Regions from separate parts of the Homo sapiens genome. Here region 2 is linked to region 1. Evidence: read pairs that join two places in POLR2A ChIA-PET (ENCODE). Cell type or tissue: A673. All regions are shown on one strand. Links, peaks and the distances in the headings refer to the core of each region. The heading gives the core; the rest is flanking DNA. Region 1 has its middle 74 kb from the start of STK32A-AS1. Region 2 has its middle 160 kb from the start of STK32A-AS1.

Region 1 (11,940 bases), core at 1,430-9,429:
TCACACTTGCATATGGGTAAGACGTAATTCAAATTCACTTTCACCTGACTGCAAAACACTTGTCCTTAACCCCTAAGCTAGTGACTCAGAGTGAAGCCACTTGGAGCTCTACCCTGTCAACAGCTGCGTGTTCTTTGAAGGATATAGGAAAATTACATATGTATGCAGTGACCCTCTGGAAACTGGAAGGAATAGAGAAGTCTGAGACATTGTCTTAATCTTTTTTATAATAGTCTTATATTTAGACTGTATTTCGCTAATACAGCCTGGGCTTTCCACAAAATAATTTAAGATAATGAAGTTTCCCTGCAGTAAATATTCATCCCATTAAAAATAACTGAACTCCAGAAACAGAACAGAATAGGAACTCAGTGAATGCACTGACATAATGACAGACACTGGGAGGGACCTGGCCTTCACCGGTGTGCCATGCTGTTTCCTTTTGTTGAATGCCTCCAGTGAGAAGTCCGTGGAGTGGCAGCCCCAGTAACTGGTTAAGAATTCAGACTTGGGGGCCACGTGCGGTGGCTCATGCCTGTAATCCCAGCACTTTGGGAGGCCAAGGCAGGCGGATCACTTGAGGTTAGGAGTTCGAGACCAGCCTGGCCATCATGGTGAAACCCCGTCTGTACCAAAATTACAAAAATTAGCCGGGCGTGGTGGCAGGCACCTGTAATCCCAGCTACTCAGGAGGCTGAGGCAGAGGAATTGCTTGAACCCGGGAGGCGGAGGTTGAAGTGAGCCCAGATCACACCACTGCACTCCAGCCTGGTTGACAAGAGTGAGACTCTGTCTCAAAAAAAAAAAAAAAGAAAAGAAAAGAAAAAAAAATTCAGACTTGGGAGTCAGGCAGATTTGAGTACCAGTCCCAGGCCTGACATTTATTGAATGTACAATCTTGAACAAGGGTTTGACTTCTCTGGGGCTCCATTTCCTTATATGCAAAATGTTTATCTTTATCTATTACCCTTATCTATCTCTTTGGGGTTTGTGAGCATTAAGTGAGCTAATGCGGGTAAACCACTGGGCACCATACTGGATGGCAGAAAGCACTCAATGGTGGTAGCTGGTCCTGCGGTAAATGGCTTTCACACAGGGATGGTTCCAACAGAGATATCTAAATGCAAACAAGTGCCTAGTAAATGAACACTCAAAGGTTAAGTACTTAAACCGAAGGAGTAAAATGTTCAACGTGAGTTTATGTTTTTCTGTTAGTTCTATTCTTTGCTGAAGCTAAGGAGGGGTGGTAAGGAGCCACTGGTATTTGTATAGGGGAATCTCATTTCCTTTAGTGCAGGAGTGTGTCCATACCCGGAACCGCCCCTCGCTATGGAAACCAGCACAGGCAGTCCCACAAAGCCCTTGAATGTTTAGCAATTTCCCAAATCATAGCAACAAGCCAGAGAAAAGGATGCAGCTGAAAATAGCAAAGGTGGAGACCCAAGAGGCAGTGGGGTCACTCCTAATGCTGAGCAAGTTTTTAGTAATCTTATCTGCTATGCCCCCAGCATCTTTTCTTTTGTTAAAAAGCTGTGGCAAAAATAATGCTGTCAGCAAAATGCAGAGAGCAGTGAGTCTGATGTAAAATAATGATTCCGTTCTCTAAAGGCTCATGGTTCTTTACAGTCATTGTATACCACATGCTTTTGAGGCTGGAAGTTGACAGGTAACATCAGAGGGAAGAAAAGGAGAATTAATTTGCTTAGTCTGGACTGCTATTGAGAACCTGGGCTGTAGATTTGGCTCAGCCACAAAATCAAGACATAATATGCACAAGCCCTTTTGCCTGTGAAGCCCTGGCCTCAGTTTCTTCACCTTTGAGATGAATGGTTTCTAAAGAGAAGCTGAGCTCCATGAAGGCAGGGCTTAATGAATCCTTGGTACCTATAGTAAGGCCTGACACACAGCAGGTGCTGAATAAATCAGATATTATTGTTATCAAACTAGCAAAGTTAAGACGATCCTTTACTTTGCTATTGAGACTCCCTTCTATGAGCATATCGAAGAAGCTATGAGTCCAAAACTAGCCAAGTAACCCTTTAAAAGAAGTGACGCTGCCTTTCCAAAGCCAGGCTAATACTGCATACAGACTACACAAGGGCCAAGATGCCCAGCCCAAAGCTGAATGAATCCTTCTTAGAATCACAGGGTTGTGAGGAGCACTTGAGGTCCTCCTTCTCTGCATCACCATCAGAGCCTCTCCACTGAATGGGAAGGCTGCAGTATTTGGAGGAAGCCCAGCTGTTTGAGGGAATAGCAATAGCTAACCCTTCACAGCTTAGAAACATTGTCTTATTTGGACAGAAGTCTTGTGAGAAAGGGAAGTGGGTGGCTTATCCAATGTAGGATGAAGAAACTGAAACTCAGACAAGGTATCCACTTGATCAAAGTTAATTCATTGGTAAGTAGAACAGCCAGGAATTGAGCCTGAGAATTTAAACTCCAAGATCCCAGCATTCCATAGTAAGAAACTGTGGATCCCCATCTGTTCCCACACTATGCTCAAAGATCCTGTGTCCCGAGCAGAACAGTAATTCGTAATAACCAGCATTCATTGCTCCTAGCATTACCAGATACTGTAACTCAGGCACTGTTCTCAGCACATTACATGTTAACACATTTCATCACAGCAATGCTGTGAGGCAGGCACTACTTTTATTCCCAATTCAGAGATGAATGAAGCACATAGATTTTGAAGTAGCTTGCCAGAGTTTACCCAGCTACCAAGGGAGGCTGTAGGTAATCAGGGAATCATTAAGTCCCTTTCTCCCACTCATGAGAGAGTGTCTGGGAGGTTGGGGTTTAGGAAGAGCCCCTCCATCTTTAGCTCACCAAAATGTGCCTAGGGAATCCAAAGAGGTCTGACTATGTTTGAGGATGGAAATTGGCCAGCGTCTGTCATCTCAGGTTTGCAGCTGCCAACACCAAAGGGATATATTCCCTTTCCTTTGTGGAGTCATGCATCATGACCTCCTTCTCTATTTCCAGCAGCTGCACCCTTTCATTTTGCCAAAAGTTTTCTCACTGATTAAGGCAGGTCTGAGAGAAGAGTTGGCCTGGGATTTCCAGGAGCCTCTTCTGTCACTGGCTCCTCTGAGTGAGGATTAGATAGCAAAGGTAGGGCAAGGAGAAGGTAGGGCCATTAGAAAACCCATTTGGTTTTCAAACACCTACCATGTGACAAACACTGAAATTAGCCCATTCACTCATTCAAAATGAGTTTACTGGGCACCTATTATGTGCCAACCTGGCTGTTCAATATTAATTAATTTTAAAATACCATTGGTCATCTATAAATATGAAGCCTGATAATAGGCATTATGCGTGAGTGATGATGGTTATGATAAAATTAATATTTATTAAAAACTTACCAGTGTTCTAAGGATATGCCATTTAATGATTTAATCATCATGACTGTAAGATTACTACTATTACTGTTTCTATTTTATAGACCATAAAACATATGGCTAGAAGTTTAATAAATTAGCCAATATCACACAAGGGGTAATTTGTAGAGCCTGGATATAAAAATGACTAGAACTCAGTCCCAGCCTTAGGGGAGGCTCAGTCATTGTAACCTATTCACCCCTCACAACAACCCAGTGAGATAAGCAGTACCATTACTTGCATCATGGATTATGCCTGTTTGATTTTTACAATTTCAATTTTAAGTTCTTAGTGGGAGAACCACACATGAAATACCCATTTTTCATAGAACATGACCTCTAATGGCAAAGCAATTTTTCAGCAGATATTCGATGAAATAAGGACCTTTTCCAATGCTTAGGTTTACATAAAATCATACCCAATATACTTTAAATGTGATTCAATTTCATTTAACTAATGAGAAACTGAGGCTTAGGAAGCTTAAGTGACCTTCTGAGGCCCCATTGCTAGTAAGTGGCAAACCCAGTTTGTGCTCTTCTACCAAAGCACACTTGCAAATAGACCTGTGGAAAACTTAGTTTGTAAGGTGTCTGGAATGCTAATTGATTATATCTTTCTGGGGAAGACAACTCTTTATTCTCAACAGGCTCGATATGAGTTTTAGAGATTTCTGATCAACTCTGAGAAACTGTCAAAGCCAAACCCTGGTTTTGGTTTTCTGTGCAAACATTGACAAAAGATGTATGTATTTGCTGGGCGATAGACATTTAGGATCTAGCCCAGGTGCTGGTTTGGATGCCTGAAGTAGAACACTCTAAGCATAATGGAGAAATCCTGCATTTGTACAATAGCATCCTTGCAAAGTATGAGGAAATTAATGTGTTCTTACAAATATGTTCTAAAACGGCAAATTATTGAGGAAGTTGGGAAGCTTCAGAGATGTTCTCAAGAGAGCTGTCATTGCAGGAAATACTCATAACCCACTCTTTGGTGCCTTAACTGAAGACAAAATTTTTGCATGGATAAACTTTTCTCCTGGGGCATGACTGGCATTCTGAGCACAGACATGCATGTGTGAACTTGAGATACTGGACAAATCTTTTTAGCTCTCTGGTCCCCAGTTTCCCTGTTTATTAAATGGGAAAATATAGAAAGAAATCTTTCTGTAACATTTTCTGGGATCATGGACTCAGGAAACTTTGCAAATCTAAAAAAATTTCAGAATCTTCTCTCCCAAAATGTGTAAATTTTTGTTTCATAAGTACACAGGCCCCTGAAGCCCAGTAACGTTTCCCCTAGATGTCTATGAATCCCAAGTGTAGTCTATTTCTAAATTCAGTTTTAGGGGAAATATGTATTATTTCTAACAATCAAAGTTTTGGATTTCTTGTATGCCTGGGCAGCCATCCATTCCTGCTCCTCCACTACCAAGTGACTTAGCAGCTTATGTCAAAGTTCTAAGGGAAGTCTTTCAGATTAATAGATGTGTGCCCAAGACTAACAAAGAGATCAGCTCCTTCAGAACTTCCCTTCAATATTTAACTTTGTGAAAAAATAATCCTTTTAGTGGGAAGAGCTGCTCTACCAGGCTCGAAGAGGGTATAAGATTACCAGCCTAATAACTTTCAGGAGTAATATGCTCCTTGATGTCAACTATTTGTTGCTGGGAGAACATAAATAACTATTTTGATGCTCTTCATTAAAGAAGCAGTTATCTGGGCTTTTTATTCAGTCAACTAATATGGCTTGAGTAATCATTATATGCAAGTATTTGGGAAATACAAAGATGATTCATTAAATGACCTTTTCTTTAAACATATTACAAATGTTTTACTGGCCTTACTAATTCCAAAATATGTTTTTGCAAGTATTATTTTGCCCTTGTTTTTCACATTGCCCTATTTCCATGTATATTTCATGTATGTAGAGATATGTGTGCATGTACATATTCATGTGTTTGTGAGTTCATATTCCTTGCAAATTTATCTGCAGGAATTTGGGGAGGGTTTGACTTGAGGTTGCATTCCTTTAGAGAAAAACTGCGTTTCCTCTCTGGGTATATTACCTGTATAGTACTATAGTATAGTACTGATTTAGGAGATCTCTTTTATCAAATTCTTCTTTGGAGATGTTTTATACATTACAAGAAATATAAATTTGGCCACAAACCCACATAAGGACTAACTTGGAGTTATGAAAATCTCAAGAAAATGTTTATATATTCTTTTTTTCCCCTTCATTCAGTACTGTTTCATCCAAACACTGAGTTGATTTCTCATTTCCCCTTAGTTTGAAGATACAGCCCTTTGGGGATCCCAGGAGTTGGGATTTCCTATTTGATTCCCAACCTTTTAAGGGTTGTAGACTTTATCATCTGTTCATTGTGCAAGCTTAAAAATGGAAGTTCAATGTCACCATTTTTCTGGAGATCCCTGCTGGGATTATTTCTGTTTACCTTCATTTTTCCTCTCTGCAGTTTTCTGCTATCATATGACTTATAGTTTACCTTAAATTACTCCAGCATATAAAGCGATATATTGCAAATTTTGATGTGTGCATACATTTCATTCATACCTTCAGAATAGTTACATCTCATTAAAAAACCCTCATCATAAATCCATAATCCAGAATTGATTTCTACAAGCCCTTCAACTCTTCTTGTCATAATACATGCAAGAGCCATACTCAAATTATGATCTAGGACCAGCAGCATTAGCATCATCTGACAGCTTATTAGAAATGCAAATTGTTGAGCCCTTCCACGAACCTACTGAATCAGAATTTTCTGGGCTGGGGTCCAGGAATCTGTGTTTTAATCCGCTCTCCAGAAACAATGGGGAAGGCATGTCTTGTGACAGGAAGAGGAAAATTTTGAGCAAAGACCAAGGCTAGAAAGAGGTACATGGGAATAGTAAGTCATTCAGTTTGGCAAGAGCTTCTGTTTAGCTGGGACAGATCATTGAGCCCATATCACTGATGAGTTTAAAATTTAATTACATTCTTTTTTAGTCTCTTAATATTCTACAGGAAAATGGAAAGTAATGGAGACAGGACAGTCTTGGGATAAAGCAATGAGTTCTTTCCTAAGACCCATGGAAATAACTCAGAACACTACCACTGTGATCTGTGAAAGGCGTAAGGAAAATCCACAGAGGCTGATGCTAATATTAGCCCAAGGCTTGGAATCCTACTGATGCATTTTACAGCCCTGTGTTGGCAAAGAGCACATGGAAATGTATTTTCACAATAAAAATCAGAAGGCTTTGGGAGAAGATTGCCAAGTGCACAGATGCAGGGGATGTTAATTATTCTCATGGACAAAGCACCTAAGGACTTTGTGTGAATTATTAAAATGCTGTGCTAACTTATTGCATTTGAATGTCAATTGACTGGATATCAGTGTTAAGAGATCTTTACTTCAGGAAAAAATAATAAAATTTCTAGTATTCCCTCCCTGACAGAGCTGCTATTATTGTTGCCTTTATTGAATTACATGGTATGGAAATTGGAATGGCAATATGTCTGTACAAATACAGACACTGAGGCTTTTCTTAGGAAAAGGTGGGAGAACAAAGAGACATTAGAATTTGTATCAATGATTCTTCCTTTGAGGAAATAATGTCATCAGCTTTCCCAAGAAATGCCATCTTGACATTTAATTGTACAACATCAAAGGAAAGCACTTACACAGTTAAAGGGAGGGCTTTATTGGAAGAAGGCAGGGGACATGGGAGGCAGTGGAGTGTTCAGAGCTGCCAATAAATGACTTTCTGATTGATTCCTTATAGATGTCTGCATACAAATTAATCTCATTAGTGCCTCCAAAAACGTAGATGGCAAACACCTAACTTGTGAAGATTAAAGAAAAATAGATTTAGTGTATTCTGCAACATTTCTGGCATATAGTAGGTGCTCAATAAATGAAAGTTTTCATTTTTATTAATGAAGCAAAGATGACCAACCAAGACCAGACTCAGACCACATGGCTGACTGTCCATTGTGTTTATCTGCCCAACGCTTATTCCTTCTTCTGTTGCTAATTACGCGCTACTTCTATTTTGGAGAATGACTCCTTCCCAATTGTACAATTTTGGAGGGGAATTTTGTCATTCCCCTGCAGAGAGGGCTTGAAGTCCAAGGCAAGGTCAATCGGATGCTTCCTTTCTAGATGGTAACCAAAAGCCTGAAAGCAAGCCTGCTGAACAAAATGGACATTCATTACTGCTCCCAGATCCCCAAAGCTCTGTGATTCTTGTCCTTTCCAAGGACTGGTTCTTCAACTTTCTCTTCAATTCTTTGAGATTTCTGTTGCCTGAAAACAAATCCCAACTGATACAGAATATGAGTACTAACAACATCTTCAATATCATCTAATTCTGCTATCTTATGGAGGAGAAAACTGGGGCCCAGAGAAAAAAAGAAGTTTTTGTTGTGTTTTTAGTCACAGTGACAGAGCTGGGACTGAAGCTGTTTTGGATCGCGCGCCAGTGTTCTTTTCATTCTTCATCATGATTTCTAACCCTGGTTAAGGTGCTACCTTTCCGACAATCTGTGGACATTGGAGAAAGTTCTTCTGGAACAGTCCCCAGGTTTGTAGCAAATGTCAGCAACTTGGTGCTGTTCTAGCCACAGACGGAACTGAGCTGTGAGGTGAGATGCCCCGCCCACTTAGCCACTGCCTCATGGCAGTCTCTAGGGAGAAAAAAAAAGACCATGAAGCAGCAGGGATGGTACTCACTAATTTTTCTTTTTAAAGGAGAATCTAATGTTCTTGGCTTTTTGCTTTCAAATTATCCTGGACAAGCAGAGATTTCATTCAGGTAGCAACTGTCCATAGGACTTGTCTTCCCGCCTTCCCTTCCCCCTTCTTCTCTTCCTTCCTTTTCATTTTTCCTTCTTCCTATTCTTCTTCCCTCCCTCCAAATATGATTATAGTTTGGCTTCTCTATATACCTTTGAATATGTCACTACTTTCAAGCTCATTAATGAATGATAGGAGAGGGGAAAACTCAATCAGCAAAGAGGTAATTTTTCCTTAACTATATTTAAGATAGAAATGACTACATAACTTATATTAAGGTTTTATGACTTAAAATTTTATATAAATGGTAATAACTGATAAAATTATACACTGTAACACAGTAATTGGCAGCTCAGACTCCAGAGGCAAAAGGCACCTGGTTCAAATGCTGGCCCTGCTGCACATGAGACTGCAGACAAGTAACACGTTCTAAGGGTTCTCTTCTTTCATCTGCAAAATGGAGGTTATGAAAATAGTATTACCATGATGGACAAGCTAGTTGCCAATATAACTTACATTTCAAAACTCTTTGCTCCTTGCTCATGTCTATTTGAGACAAAAAAGGAAAAAAGTTGGTTGGGTGCAGTGGTTCACGCCTGTTAATCCCAGCATTTTGGGAGGCCGAGGCAGGTGGATCATGAGGTCAGGAGATCAAGACCATCCTGGCTAACACAGTGAAACCCTGTCTCTACTAAAAACACAAAAAAATTAGCCGGGTGAGGTGGCGGGCACTTGTAGTCCCAGCTACTTGGGAGGCTTAGGCAGGAGAATGGCGTGAACCTGGGAGGCAGAGCTTGCAGTGAGCCGAGATTGTACCACTGCACTCCAGCCTAGGTGACAGAGTGAGACTCTGCCTCAAAAAAAAAAAAAAAAAAAAAAAAAGATTAAATAGTTTCTTTCCTAGCTTTTATTGCAGCTAGGGTTAGCCAGGGGAAATGAAGTTACATTTCTGGATAGTGGGGTAAAAGTAGAAATCTGTTGGGCGATTCTCGGTAAACTCTCCCTTCCAAAAAAAAAAAAAAATTTGTGACTGCCCTCTTCCATCTTTCTTCTTAAATTAAATGAAGATGTGATGCCAGGAGCTACAGCTGCCATCTTGTAACCATGAGGAAATTAGCATGAGAGTAAGATCAAGATACTCACTGTGATGCTAATCTTGATAGCCAACTATCAGTGGCCATTTATCTCTTAATGTCTTTTTTTGTGAGAAAAATAAACTACATTTAGAATGCCAAGGTCAAGTGTTCTTTTATCAGGTGGAACCATATGAAGTTGTCAAGAATTTTTGACTTATAAAACCAACTTCATATAGTTTTGTAAAGTTAAAAATGCTTATTGACAAGTATCAATGCCCATTTATCTCTTAATTTCTTTTTGTGAGAAAAATTAACTATGTTAATTTTCAAGCATTCCTTTATTAGTTGTCAATAATTAATATTTTTAACTTACAAAAATAGTAGTTTTATACTGTTAAACTTAATGTTTGTAGCTAGAACATTCCTAATCAGTTGTTTGTCTCATATTATAAAGGGATTAATAGATATAAAGCATTTCTCATATTGCCTGGCACCTGCTCAATAAATGTTAAGTATCATATTTCCTCCATATTAGGGTACTTAAATATATCTGAAAGTAGAATAAATCTTGCAATGTAAATAATTAATGTGCTATTGCTTCTTTCCTTTTTCTCCTGAGGATGCCGTTAGTTTTTCTTATATTAGAAAATAGTTAAAAATTGATTTGATATGGTACCATGATTAAGTTATAGAATTAGCAAGCACTCAATCCACATTAATTAATCACTTTAGTAAATTAAGCTTATAATAAGTGTCTTCCTCAAAAAAAAAAGTGGTTTTTTTGTTGTTGTTGTTGTTTTTTAGTATTTGGAACAAAAACAGCATTATTTTAGTAAAGGGCTATTTTATGAAGATTTCTACCATTATTTTGGACCAAGTAATAAATGTATAAGAAATAAAGAACCTCAAAATTTTTTTGCAAGATCCTCAAAGGGTGTTTGAATTTAAGTCATTCATGCAGAAACCAGCTAATGCCAACTTGGCAATTAAAGAAAGAGCTCTCTTAATGTGTCTGGTGTTCAACAATCTCTTTTCAAGTTACTTTTTAAAATATATCTGGGGCTTCCTCTAAAACAACAGTCCCCAACATTTTTGGCAACAGGGACGGGTTTTGTGGAAGACAATTTTTCCATGGACTTGGGAGGGGGTGGCTTCAGCATGATTCAAGTGTATTACATGTATTGTGTACTTTATTTCTGTTAATACATTGTAATGTATAATTAAATAATTATTCAACTCACTATAATGTAGAATCAGTGGGAGCCCTGAGCTTGTTTTCCTGCAACTAGGCAGTTCCATCTGGGGGTAATGGGAGACAATGACAGATCATCAGGCATTAGATTCTTATAAGGCATTCGAAACCTAGATCCTCACATGCACGGTTCACAATAGGGTTCCTACTCCTGTGAGAATCTAATGCCGCTGATCTGAGAGGAGGTGGAGCTCAGGTGATAATGGGAGCAATGGGGAGTGGCTGTAAATACAAATGAAGCTTCACTCACTCACCTCCTGTTGTGTGGCCTGATTCCTAACAGGCCATGGACTGTCATCAGTCCATGGTCTGGGGGTTGGAGACCCCTGCTCTAAAAGTCTCCTTTGCACCAATGAGATTTGGGGTACCTACTGTCCTCACACCTTGTCATCCATCAACCACACTTCTTTTCATTGAAAAATGGCTTGTTTACTCAGAATTCATGTTGTATAACCAATTTTACAGAACTGCACCATCTAGAATTGAGTGCCTAATATCGTCCAGAAATGGTTCTAAGTCTGTGGTTTGTAACCCATTAGTGGATCATGGCCAACACTTTTTAGTAAGACATAGAATAAAACAGAATAGAAAATATCACAGTATATCTTAGGTAGTAAGAGTATTATTTCATGAAACTTTTTAAACATAAATAACATTTTAATGAAAATAACTATACTTTTCAAAACAAAAAAATGAGAAGAGTGTTATTGCTTTATATTTTAGTGAATCTTTTGAATGTCTGTCTTAAGAGAAGACAGCCAGATTCTCATGTCAACTTCTGCATTTGGTCTGCAGCAATTTATTGCTCTGATCGAAGTACATGAAGAAAACCCAGCTTCATTCAGACATATAGGTGGAATAGGGAGAAATGTCTTAACAACCTTTTTAGAGAGTTGTAGATATTCTTTGACACTACACCCAAGCTAGATAAGATGTTTCTTAAAGGTTCATCCTAATGGGGAATCTAAAACATTTCAACAAACTTATTGTATTCTGTTACATTAAATTCCATTGCACTTAAAAAATCTTTTATATTTCAATAGCTTTTGGGGTACAAGTGGTTTTTGGTTACATGGATGAATTGTATAGGGATGAAGTCTGATATTTTAATGCACCTGTCACCCAAGTAGTATACATTCTACCCAATATGTTTGTTGCCTGAAGCTTTAAAACATTTTATGTAATTCTTGATTGTAGGTTCAGGATATTGTTATGGAATGTAATCGAACACTTAAATGGCACTGTCCTAGGAGCTGGGGTTTCAGCACTAATGAAAGACTGCCTTTTCCACAGTGGTTTTATCCTGAAGGGGGAGGCAGACAGCAACCAACCAACCAAACAAACACACATACCTCAGGGAGGGATACAAATAGTGAAGAAGAATTGTAGGATAAGGTATAGATGGGTGGGAGTCAGGGTTGCTG
Region 2 (11,940 bases), core at 1,671-9,670, 82 kb before region 1:
AAACCATGTGGTGATGTCCTCAGGAAAGTGTACAGTGCTTAATGGAGGGGAGCAACAGGGTTTTGTCCATGACTGGCCTCATCGTCCAGCCCAGTGCCTGGCACATACTAGGTGCTCCATAAATATTTGTTAATTAAACACATTTAAAGTGATTGGCATTAGGGAAAGGGTGAAATAAATAGCCATGGAGTTTTTTTCTCCTTCTTGGCTAGGAAATATTTAATTACCTAATGCTTACAAAGAGAACAGGATGTTTGCCTTCAATGTTATGCAAAGAACCCGCTTCCCTTCCTCCAGAGCTCACTTCTCACCAACTCACCTGCAGAGTACAGCAAGCCTCCTCATATCAAGACATTCTCCATCACAGCTGAGAAAAAATGCTTTCATCTTGCACAACTTGTTCATAATCACTCCAATTTTTCTTCTGGCAGATTGGAGCGCCATGCAAAGTGAAGTTGCATAGGAAATCCCCCTGTAGCCTACTAGGTGCAGAGAAGAGATCTCCACTTCTTTTTCACACACAGAGGGAAGGTTTTCACTCCCTTCAGTGCCCGAGGCAGAGAACTTGGCTGCACAGTATCTCACATTTATTGGCATTCTGGTTTCCTTTAAATGCACTCAAAACACCTTCAGATTTTCTATCTTCTCTGCTCTTAGAATTGCCCTCTGATGTAAGGAAAGAAAGAATAGAATTTCTCAATGTGTCTCTTGGATCAAACTATTAGAATTATTTGGGATGGGCGGGGCGTGGTGGCTCCCGCCTGTAATAGCACTTTGGGAGGCCGAGGCAGGCAGATCACAAGGTCAAGAGTTTGAGACCAGCTGGGCCAATATGGTGAAACCCCATCTTTACTAAAAATACAAAAAGTAGCCAGGGGTGGTGGCAGGCACCTGTAATCCCAGCTACTTAGGAGGCTGAGGCAGGAGAACTGCTTGAACCTGGGAGATGGAGGTTGCAGTGAGCCAAGATCGCGCCACTGCACTCCAGCCTGGGCGACATAGTGAGGCTCTGTCTCAAAAAAAAAAAAAAAGAATTATTTGGAATGCTTGTGAAATACACAGGTCCTTTGACTCCATCCCAGACCTAGTGAATCAGAATCTCTAGAGGTAGAATCTAGTAATATACATTTTAACACCATTCCCAGGGGATTCATATGCACAATAAGGTTGGAAAATTATTCAGTATCCTGCCTAAGGTCACTAAGTGGGTAACTGAACCAAGTTTAAAGTGAGAGATTATCTGATTACAAATTGGTGCCTAATTAAAAATCCTCTTGAGTTGTTGATTTAGAAAGCTTCTGTCCAAAAAGACAGGATTCCTTCTGCCTGAAATGGGAATTCTTTTCATTGCCAGCCCTTCACCCTGTATTCAGGAGCGGGAAGAGCAAGGCAAGTAGGGCTCCATTTTCTATCATTTAGGCTAAGATCTGTGGGGTGAAGTTATAATTATTGTAACTAAACATCTAAACATCTAAGAAAGCGTATTTGTCAATCACTGACATCTTTCTATAAAATGAGGTGAAGGCTACAAGTCTTTTTACTGCTTTGAGACAACCCAGTTGGTTTTTATTTATTTATTTTTTTTCTGGTGACAGCAAAGAGTCACAATCACTGAAGGGAAGCTGAAAAATCATTCTTATAATCTCGAATTTCTTAAACATCCATGCAAAAGGAAACATTACTGCAAATGTTATAGTTAGAGGATTCCTCTTTGCAAGGAAGTCACAGTTGTTGGCTTTTACTTTAGGGTATATGAAATACACCTCACATCGACAGTCAAATTGATGTTTTTCTCTCATTAGAAAGCAGAATCGATAGAGTACCTCATCCTTCCCTCTACATGAGTGATCTTTTCAGAGGGAGGGAAGGAAAAAATGTGATGCCCATGTAGCAAAACAGAATAAATGCCACAATTATTTCCCATGAATAAGATGAAGTGACCTATGTTGACAGACATCAAAGAACTGCAGAGTGAGGAACAAACAAAGCACCCTAGAATTGCAGTATCAGAAAGAAAATGGTTATATGCTGTAGCTGGGATAAAAACAGAAACTGCACCAGATAATTCTTTTTCCCTTGTACAAAATCAGACACCAAGTCTCAAGAAGTTATCTGATATCGAGTGGGAAATTTTTACCATATAAAGTACTTCTAATGAGGAAATAATGTAAAATTTCATGCAATGAAATCATATGTTATATGAAATATGCCTGCTAAGCAAATCAAATACAAGCATTGCACACGGTAAATCAGAACTTTTAAATGTGTAAGTGTCTTGCAATAACTCAACTAAGTCAAGAATGTTTAGATGGCATCCTAACCACCAGCATAACAGTGTAAGTTTAGGTCATCAACAAATTGTTTGTTGACTGCATGTCCACATGATCTGCATAAGTTATGTGATCTCATTCAGTTCATTGGTGCCAAATACCATCTGCATGCTGAGGCCTCCTCAGGTTCTATCTCTATCTCTGAGATTGTCTCTCTAAGACATATATATGACTCATATATATACATACAACTTCCTTCTTGATGTTTATACCTTTGTACCTCATAGCTACTTCCTATTAATTGTGTTCAAAATGAAGCTCATGATTTTTCTCCCCAAATATCTTTCTTTTTCAGGTTTCCCAGTGTTAGTAACGGTGTCCACCAACCACCCAATTGTTCAAAGCTAAAACCTGAAAACTATCTTAATTCCTTAGTTTACTTCTCCCCTAAAATCTAGCCTATTGCCTCCAAAACATGCCTGGAGCCTGTTATCTCTTCATCTGCACCTTCTCCACTCTAATAAAGCCACATTGTCTCTCATCAGACTTCCTATAAAGCCCAAGGAATACTATTTTTGAGAATGTGTCCCAGGGATATAATCACAGTAGCTAATCATGATTAGTGAATAATGTCTATGTGTTATGTTGTTTAAAATATATTTCTAATTATATTATCATAAGAATTCTTCAATAGCTTTATTATCCCAATTTTACATATCAGGAAATAGAATCATGAAAAATTTGAGGTAACTTACTCCATTCCCATAAGTAGTGAAGCTAAATTTGAACCAGGTATTTTTAACTGTGCAACATATGCTCTTAATCACTATATCACACTGCGTTTCCTGGATAAATGTAAAGATTTTACTATTAGGTGTTCATAACAATGTTATAAATATTGAAAATCTAGGTAAATAAACTAGGGTATATGTACCTCTTATTGTATGAAAGATGATCCTATATATTGTTAAGTAAAAACATCAATTTACAAAATAGTATTTCCATTATGACTCCATTTTGGTAAAAAAAAAATTGATATTGTCTGGTGTAAACTAACCAATTCCTTGCACAGTATTTGACACACAGTACTTGTTTCTTGAGTGAATCAATTAATGATCATATATGCATAATCAAGAGGTTAGAAAAATATAAACTTTTAACAGTGCTGATCTGTGGGTTGTAGGTTTATGAATGACATTTATTTTCTGATTTTTATTGGTTAAATTTAAACTTTTCTACACTGAGAATATATTGTTTAAGTAATCAGAAAAATAAAAGAATAAACATTATGTTTTTAAAAATTATTTAAGGTTTGTCTTAAAATGGTTTCTTCCCACAAGTCTATTTTGCTCCACCAAATTTTGTGTGATATTCCTACCTCTTTGGTAGTCTGAGCATTGTAGTCTTTAGCCTAAGCACTTTTATCTGTAGCTCATTTTACCTTGTGTTCTATTTGATGTGATGCTTTACTCTTCTGGGCCATGCTCTGTCTCCTCTTCAGTGGTGCATTTCTTGAGAGCTTGGACTATATTTGATTTATCTTTACAACCCTCTCACTTTCTGAGACAGTACCCTGGATATAGTAAGCACTCACTAAATGCTTATTGTTGAACTCACAGTATCATTCATTTAAAGTCCTATAGAATAATTTGACATGTGAAGAAATTCTAGTCTGCTACTTGATACCCAAGATGCACATAAGTATCTTGCACCAAGATGCAATTTGAACATCTTATAACAATCTATTGGTAATGGCCTGATATATATATACAATACATATATATTACATACATATGTATTATATATGTATAATATATAATATGTAATATTGTATATTGTATATGTATTATATGTATAATATTGTATATTGTATATTATTATATATGTATAATATTGTATATTATATATTATATATGTACAATATACACATATGTATGCATAAATATAATATATACATATACGTTATACATATATGTATGTGTGTATACACACACACACACACACACACACACACACACACACCCACACCCACACCCCTAGCCCTTATAGCCATAATGGGTAACTATACGATTATCCCCATTCCACACCTGAGGAAAACTGAAGCATGGAGACATTAACTTGCCAAGGTAACTGGCTAGTAAGTGATAGAACTGAAATAGAAAAAGCCATTAATAGGAATAAGTAACATGGAAGGGAAAGCTGAATAATTTTTATTGACTTTGAGCGTATAGAAAATTAGGGTAGATTATGCCAATTAAACCCCTTCACTTTCCTTTCAACCAGATTTTTAACTAGTAGCAAGTGAAAGTCATTTATTAATTCACTCAACAAATACTCAACTTCCATTGAGGCAGTGCTAGTGGAGGTTAAATGACATCTAAGATATGTTGGCCAGGGAACCTCCATGCCAGTGGCTGTGTGTTTGTGACCAACCTAATTCTTCTTTTTAAAAAGTTTCTGCCTGTATTCACTATTTTAAAGTGCACTTTCCAAACAAAATAGGGATTGTCATTTTGATCCTGACTCTGACCCAATTGACAGTCAGTTCAAGCAGGCTACTTTTGTATTATGCAACACAAACATTTCAACCTATCTTCAGTTCACGTGTATTCATAATGATCGTCTAAGGGCATATGTGTAAAATGCACATTCCAGGCCCTCATTCTAGACTACTAAGTCAGAGTCTCTATTTTCAAAACAATGTTTAAAGAGCAGGGGCTTTGGAGTCCCAAAGACTGGGTTTGAAAACTGTCTCACCCATTTATAAGCTATAGTGCCTTTGGCAATGTACTTAATATTTTTTGTTTGTTTGCTTGACTTCAATATCCTCATAAGTAATGTAGGAATAAAAATTCTTACCTGTCATAAGGTTTTGGTGAACACTAATTTAGAATGAGGGTCTAATTATAATATTTATATTAATAGCTTACAAATATCGAGTACTTACAAAGTATTGAGCACTGACGCCAATGCTGTATCTGTATTATCTTATTAATTTGTCTTAAGCAAATAATAAACCTGCAACTGGTAAGACCTATAGTTAGAGCAGACACTAGAATTCTCATAATTGATGGGAAGCCAGTCACAACGACAAGATTTAAGTGCAGAGTAAGAGAATAATGGATTACTTGGAACAAGTCATCTAGACTTGTGGTGCCCAAAGCCAGTCCACAACATCAGAATTAACTGGGTAAACTCATTAAAACACATTGTATTGGCCAGGCGCGGTGGCTCACGCCTGTAATCCCAGCACTTTGGGAGGCCAAGGCAGGCGGATCACGAGGTCAGGAGTTCGAGACCATCCTGGCTAACACGGTGAAACCCCATCTCTACTAAAAATACAAAAAGAAATAAAAATTAAAAAAAAATAAGCTGGGCATATTTGGTGGGTGCCTGTAGTCTCAGCTACTTGGGAGGCTGAGGCAGGAGAATGGCGTGAACCCAGGAGGCAGAGCTTGCAGTGAGCCGAGATCATGCCACTGCACTCCAGCCTGGGTGGCAGAGCGAGACTCCGTCTCAAAAAAAAAAAAAAAAAAAATTGTATCACCCTGACCCTTGAAACTCTAACTTAGTAGCTCTTGGAGACCTCAGAGTCTCTATTGTTTAAAAAGTTCAAATGATTTTGAATCATGGCCAAGATTTAAAACAAGGCATTCACTTGAGCTTCATTTTCTTAAGATCCATAAGGTTAGAGAGTAGGTCATTTTTTTCTTTCTTTTTTAAAAAAGTTTCTAATGTCTAGCACAGTGCTGTCATGTAGAAGACACTCAAAAATCTTCTTTTAGGTGACATAAAATGGGATTGATAATTTTCTATCTGTCTTCATAGGGGCTTTAGAAGGATCTTTTGTAAGGCTCTATTTGACAATTCATCTCAAAAATAGATGAGTTTATATACAAATATAATTTTAGATTCAGTAATCCCACTACTGATTCTATATTTAAATAATAAAATCAGTACATAGAAGAGAAATCTGCTCTCCCATGTTTATTGCAGCTCTAGTCACAATAGGCAAATTATGAACTCAACCTAAGTGTTCATAAACAGATGAATAGATACATACAGTGATATATATATATATATAATATGTGATATAAAATGGGATATATAATATATATAATATACACACAAACACACACACATTTTATATATATACATATATATATATATATATATATATACATGTGCAATGGAATATTACTCAGCCATAAAAAAGAATAAAATCCTGTCATGTGGCAACATGGATAAACCTGAAAGGCATTATTAACATAGTTCACTTAATAGTGAAATAAGCCAGGCACAGACAGACAAATACCACATGTTCTCAGTCATATCAGGAACCTAAAAAAGTTGATCTCATAGAAGTAGAGAATAGTGAATAGTGGTTACCAGAGGCCTGGGAGGGTGGTAGGAAGATGGAAAGAGATTAGTCAATAAGTATAAAGTCATAGATCTGAGGAATAAGTTTTGTTCTATAGCACAGTAGGGTGACTATGGTTAACAATATCATATGGTATCTCTCAAAACAGCTAGGAGAGAGGATTTTGAATCTTCTCACCACAAATAAATGATAAATATATGAGGTAATGGATATGCTAATCATCTTGGTTTGATATCATTACACAATATACACATATCAAAACATCACACTGTACCTTATAAATATGTGCAATCGTATCAATTTCTTTTAAATATAATTTTATATGGATTTATTTATTAATTTTAGTGTGTTTTCTCCCACTTTGTAAACATAGAGTATTTGGTTTTTGGTCACCCACTATTAGATTCTCTACAAAGGAATTATAGCAAGATTTTAAATAAACTGCCTCTTTCAAATTCCTCAGATTAATCTTTGCTTGAATTACTTTTTACTCAGAATTGAAGTGCTGCAGAATGACCTGAAGTTCACATGCATTTATGCATGTTAGTTTGAGTATAGTGTTCAATCCTGTCAACTGTTCACTTCATCATTCTTTAAAACTAGTTTTAGACCTGTGTTATACCACATCTGGAATCTAAACCTACCATCAAAGCAGCAAAATCTGTTTCAGGCAAGCCCTACTGCATTCTGCTAGAAGAGCTAAACCGTGATTTAAAATACCCAGAAGTGCTATTCTAGTTCCTTCCAATTGCCTATCATCCAGTGTTTTGTAACGCAGACACCCTTAGGGAGAGTCATGGAGGTCTCCAAGCCCAGGCTTATAAAAGAAGAAAATAAAGAAAATTAAAAAGTTCTTCAGGAGGAGGAAAACTAATGCATTATCCCAGGTAAAGGGCCCTGGAATAGGAAAGTCTCCTGAGAACCAGAAAGGCAATTATATGCTAAGATTGGGATTCAATGTTCTCGTAAGTCATATGACTAGACTTGACTTCTTCAGTCTCCCTCTGCACTTCATGTATTGCCAATGGTCCTCCACATAGAATGAAAGGGAGAGAATTATGGCTGAAAGTCTTAAAATGTCTGGACTCAGAATTCTACAGCGCTGACAGATCATCCTGAAACAAGGCTTGCCTAGTTTAGCCTCTGTCTCTGCAAATCTACTTTACTGAAAGTTCATTTCAGTGCCGCTCATTGGTAGGAATAAAATAAATTTCAACAGAAAAAAAAAACAGGAGAGAAAGAAGTTATTAAATCCATTTCTAGCCTAGAATGCAATTTTGGGGTGTGTGGGGACTTAGATTCATGAAAGTAAAGATGAAAGTTTTTAATTTTGAAATCAGCACAAACTCCCAAGGAGGCAAGGAAAAGGGCATGGGGATTTCTCCTACCTTCTGTGGTTCCAATCTCGATAGTGCCTTTCACTTGGCTGAAGCACCATAGTGTGTCCTGGGTGAGTGTCCCAATTCCTGAAAACAACACAAGGAGACACTTCAGGTTAGGTAAGAGCTCCCAGTTGTTCTTAAGAGACCAACAAGAAAAGAAATATATAGCAGAATCTATGCATTTCTAAAAGGAGACTTGCACACCAGGTATCATCTCGTCAGAGAAGAGACCCTAGTGAGTCCTGAGAGGACGGTCAGTCTGCAAGTACCACGTCCTGCTGTGAATCACTGCTCTGTCTCCTCCGTTTGACCAGGCCAGGACCAGTTTGAACTGGAGCAATTGGAGTTTGTCCCTTCTCAGGCCCTGGCAGCGTCCTGGAGTGGTTACGAAGGACTTGCAGTCATCCCCTGTGTGACTGGCCCTTTTCACGGGAATACTAATGCTTTTGATTGTTTTCCTTCTGTGATGGTGGGGAAGAGAATGAGGCAGTTCGTTAAGGGGTGAGAGGAAAAGAAAGGCAACATTTTTTTTTTAAACTGGGCTTCACAGCTTGCATGGTTGAGCGGCCAGTAAGGGGTCAGATACCCAGAGCACTTCCATCTCTCTTGTTCACTTCTTGACTGCTTGCCAAAGTCAGGCTGACTGCAGAGTAGGGAAAAACAAAAAAAAAACAAGGCTGGGGATGGGGCGGGGTGGCTCACACAGAGTTTGGGAGTCAGTTTCTGACAAATGTGGCCTATTTTGTTCCAAGGTTATTTTTGTTTCAGATCCAGTTGGACATTTGATGGGGCTAAATGTTCTGGGTAATAGTGACTCCTGGTTTCTACAAATATATGTAGCCAATACTAATGAATATATCAATACATATATTAAGAGATATTCTAATTCCTTTACATATTCAAAAGAGTCCTTTACAGAACACTTCTGGATAGCAGGGGTGCCAGTTTTCTTCTCAACAGCATGAACATTCCCCTTCAATTCAACTAGGTTTCAAAATTCAAGAGAATATTGCAGAATCAAATTTTGGGAGATGGTATGAATTTAAGAATGATTAAATTCAGTAGGAAAAAAACCACAAAGTTTCAAAAACAAATTGACCTTTAAAAATGCACAGGGATCTGAGTAGTCATTTTCATTGTCAGCCATAGATTTTTATTGAATTCCTATACGGAAACCTTCATCTGCTTAGCCACACGAGAGGAGCATTGCCTCTCATATGCTCTTCTCAGTGTTGTTGACGGGTTATCTGATGGAAGTAGTATAGAGTCATCATTAAAAGTAGAGACTTTGCAATTAGGCAGGGTTTATAGTTGGGCTCTGACTTGGGACAAGTTTCTAAGCATAATGAGACAGTTTCCTCATCTTAAATGGCAATAATAATGGTACCCATCTCTCAGAGTTGTGGATGTTGAATATGATTAGCACAGTCAAGAAACTTAATAATGGATATTAGTAGTAGTAAAGATTGATTCTAAAGTGTTTCATACTAAAAAAAAAAAAGAAGAACATTGGCTGAGAAAATTTCAGGCACTGTGGTAAGCACTTGACTTAGAGTAACTCCATTCTTACATAAATCATGGGGAGGGCATTATTATCATCCCCACTTTACAGGGGAGGAAACTGAGACTCAGGAATTTTTGGTAACTCCCTCAAGGACACACCTAGCGCATGGCTAGGTTGAGATTTCAATCAAGCCTGTCTGACTTGCAGTATTCCCAGTGTGTAGAGGTTGGATACCCATTTGACAGTTTGGGCCCTTTAGCCCAGTAAGGCTTCACAGCAAGAATCTCATTTGGAAGGCTGAGCTGGAATACAGTTTCAGATATCAAGTAGTAAAGTATCAATGTCTCCTTTGAGATGACACAGGGCTAAAACTTCCTAATAAAATTAGCACCTAGAAGGGGAGAAGGAAGGCCTTTAGCAGCATTTATTAGTGCATAGACAGACACACCCACAGTGCTGATCCTTGCTTATACTTTCTGTTCTGGCCTTGGATTCCAGCATCAGACATTCTTTGACAGGTTCTTACCCTACCTTGTGAGTTGTCAGTGACCCTCTCTACACTGAGTCAATTCTGCTGTTGAGATCTGAGACACATCTGTCTTAGGGAACATTAGCTATAGATGAGATTTCTCCCCAGTTTTTGTCCTGGCACAGTTCCTATATCAATAGTTATGATTCTGGATGTAGATGCTGTTTCTATTTTCACTAAACATGTACTTTAAAGCAAGCAGACATATGCAACTCTGAAACACATACATGCATACATACAAACCTAGGCATATTTAAATATGAGCCTATGTCTAGATATTTGTACTACTTCAGAGAATTTTAGCTCTAGGAGGAACCTGGCTTATGTGTGAAATTAATTTATTTCACATCTGAAAAACCCAAATCATGGAAGTTACTGACTTGGTGAATTCACTAGGAATAATGTGACCAATTCACATACCAATGCCAGTTCCTGATGTTTACTCATAGATAGGGTTGCCCAGAGGCATAAGCTCGTTGATGAGAGTTGGTTGATTACTGTGAGGGTTCCAGGCAGCCAAGATATTGTCAGTGTTTTTGTCCAAGGCAGGCTTCCACTGGACCCAATTTCTGTCTCCCACCAATATTATTGCCAAATGAGGGAATTAGTGATGCAAAGAAAGTTTGGACCATGCCATTTCTTTCCTAAAAGTGCTAAGCAGCCGCTGAAAACACAAATGCCTGGATGGATTAGGATGTAAATGAGACAAGCTGTCCAGGTGTCAGATATTCAGTGATTTGACACTTGATCTCAGTCTGTGATCATCTCAAAAGTGGCAGGAATGAAGGAACTGGAGGATTCAGGCTTTGCCTGAAGGTCAGCAGCTATTCAGCTCCAGCTAAATGTTGCCATGAAAAATTTCAGCCCAGTGTGACCAGATTGGCTGATATTTTTCAGAAGAGGCCAGAAATCTGGATTATTATGTGAATAATCCAAATGTTCAAATAACTCCAAATTTTTTAATGTTATCAGTAAGTTCAAATTAGAAGACTCACACAGCATGGCTCACACAGCATAGGGCAAACATCATATCTGCAGGCTGAATATTGTCTTGGTGCCACCAATTTTTAAATCTCTGGTTAGAATATTTGTGCTGAAAGACACTTTAAGTAATACCTAGCTCATGCTTACCATTTCACAGATTAGGAAGTAGGGCCCTATGAGGGAAAAGAACTTACAACAGTTGCAGACCTTCAGTTACTTCAGTTGCAGACCTAGGACACCAAGGGGCCAAATCCAATTCTTATACCAGATTCCCTTTTACCACCAGGCTACCTGTCATGGCAATGGTTTGGCAAGATATCTGTCTATATTAAATGAATGCTCTTTGGGGAAGTGTATTTGATTGCTAAAGTGGGATGGTTGGGAGAATTATACCAACATAGAAAGGAAAATTTGTTTCTCTTAAATGACAGACCTTGAGAGCTTCCCTAAACCCCAGTGTTAAATGACACCTCATTGGCTATGGTAATGGTGTCCACAAGCAACATTCCCTACCAGGAGGCTGATGCAGATCCAGTGGCGAAACATCTTGGAAGGTGCTCATGCTTTTCTCCTCCACAGCTCAAAAGGGCCCTGAGTCTCACCTACTGAATGGTTGGAAGCACAGCCCGCAGATGGCATGCATGTATCTTATCTCTAGGCTCATGGAATAGACAACTTCTGAATCTGGTCAGCCCTTGGAGATCACTTGGTCCAATGGCCTCATTTAAAAGCAGAGGACACAGAAGCCCAAAAGGGGCATGGCCACACACTGAGTTAACAGCAGAGTTGGAGCCAGCCCAGGGCTCTGATGTCCTGCACAGGGCCCTTCAGAGTTGAGGCTGGCCTTTGTGCGGCCTCTTTTGTGCCAGCTCAGCTTTGTGAATACAATG

The links. ChIA-PET counts read pairs that join two places held together with the same protein. Peaks named below come from ENCODE experiments on the same cell type or tissue, not always from the same donor. Only the 100,000 strongest peaks of a DNase experiment are listed, where the experiment ranks them.
Region 2: POLR2A ChIA-PET joins it to region 1 with 11 read pairs; 2 of 35 experiments call an interaction of 5 or more read pairs at or near these places.

The regions. Positions count from the first base shown.
Region 1 is chr5:147,154,901-147,166,840 of GRCh38, forward strand. No RefSeq gene overlaps it. Among named protein-coding and RNA genes, the nearest start is that of STK32A-AS1, 74 kb to the right of the region's middle. In A673, for the core only: no CTCF peak of the experiment used is centred there; a DNase peak (open chromatin) is centred at 6,181.
Region 2 is chr5:147,073,020-147,084,959 of GRCh38, forward strand. It overlaps a transcript of PPP2R2B not described here. Among named protein-coding and RNA genes, the nearest start is that of STK32A-AS1, 160 kb to the right of the region's middle. In A673, for the core only: no CTCF peak of the experiment used is centred there; no DNase peak of the experiment used is centred there; H3K27me3 peaks cover 349 bases.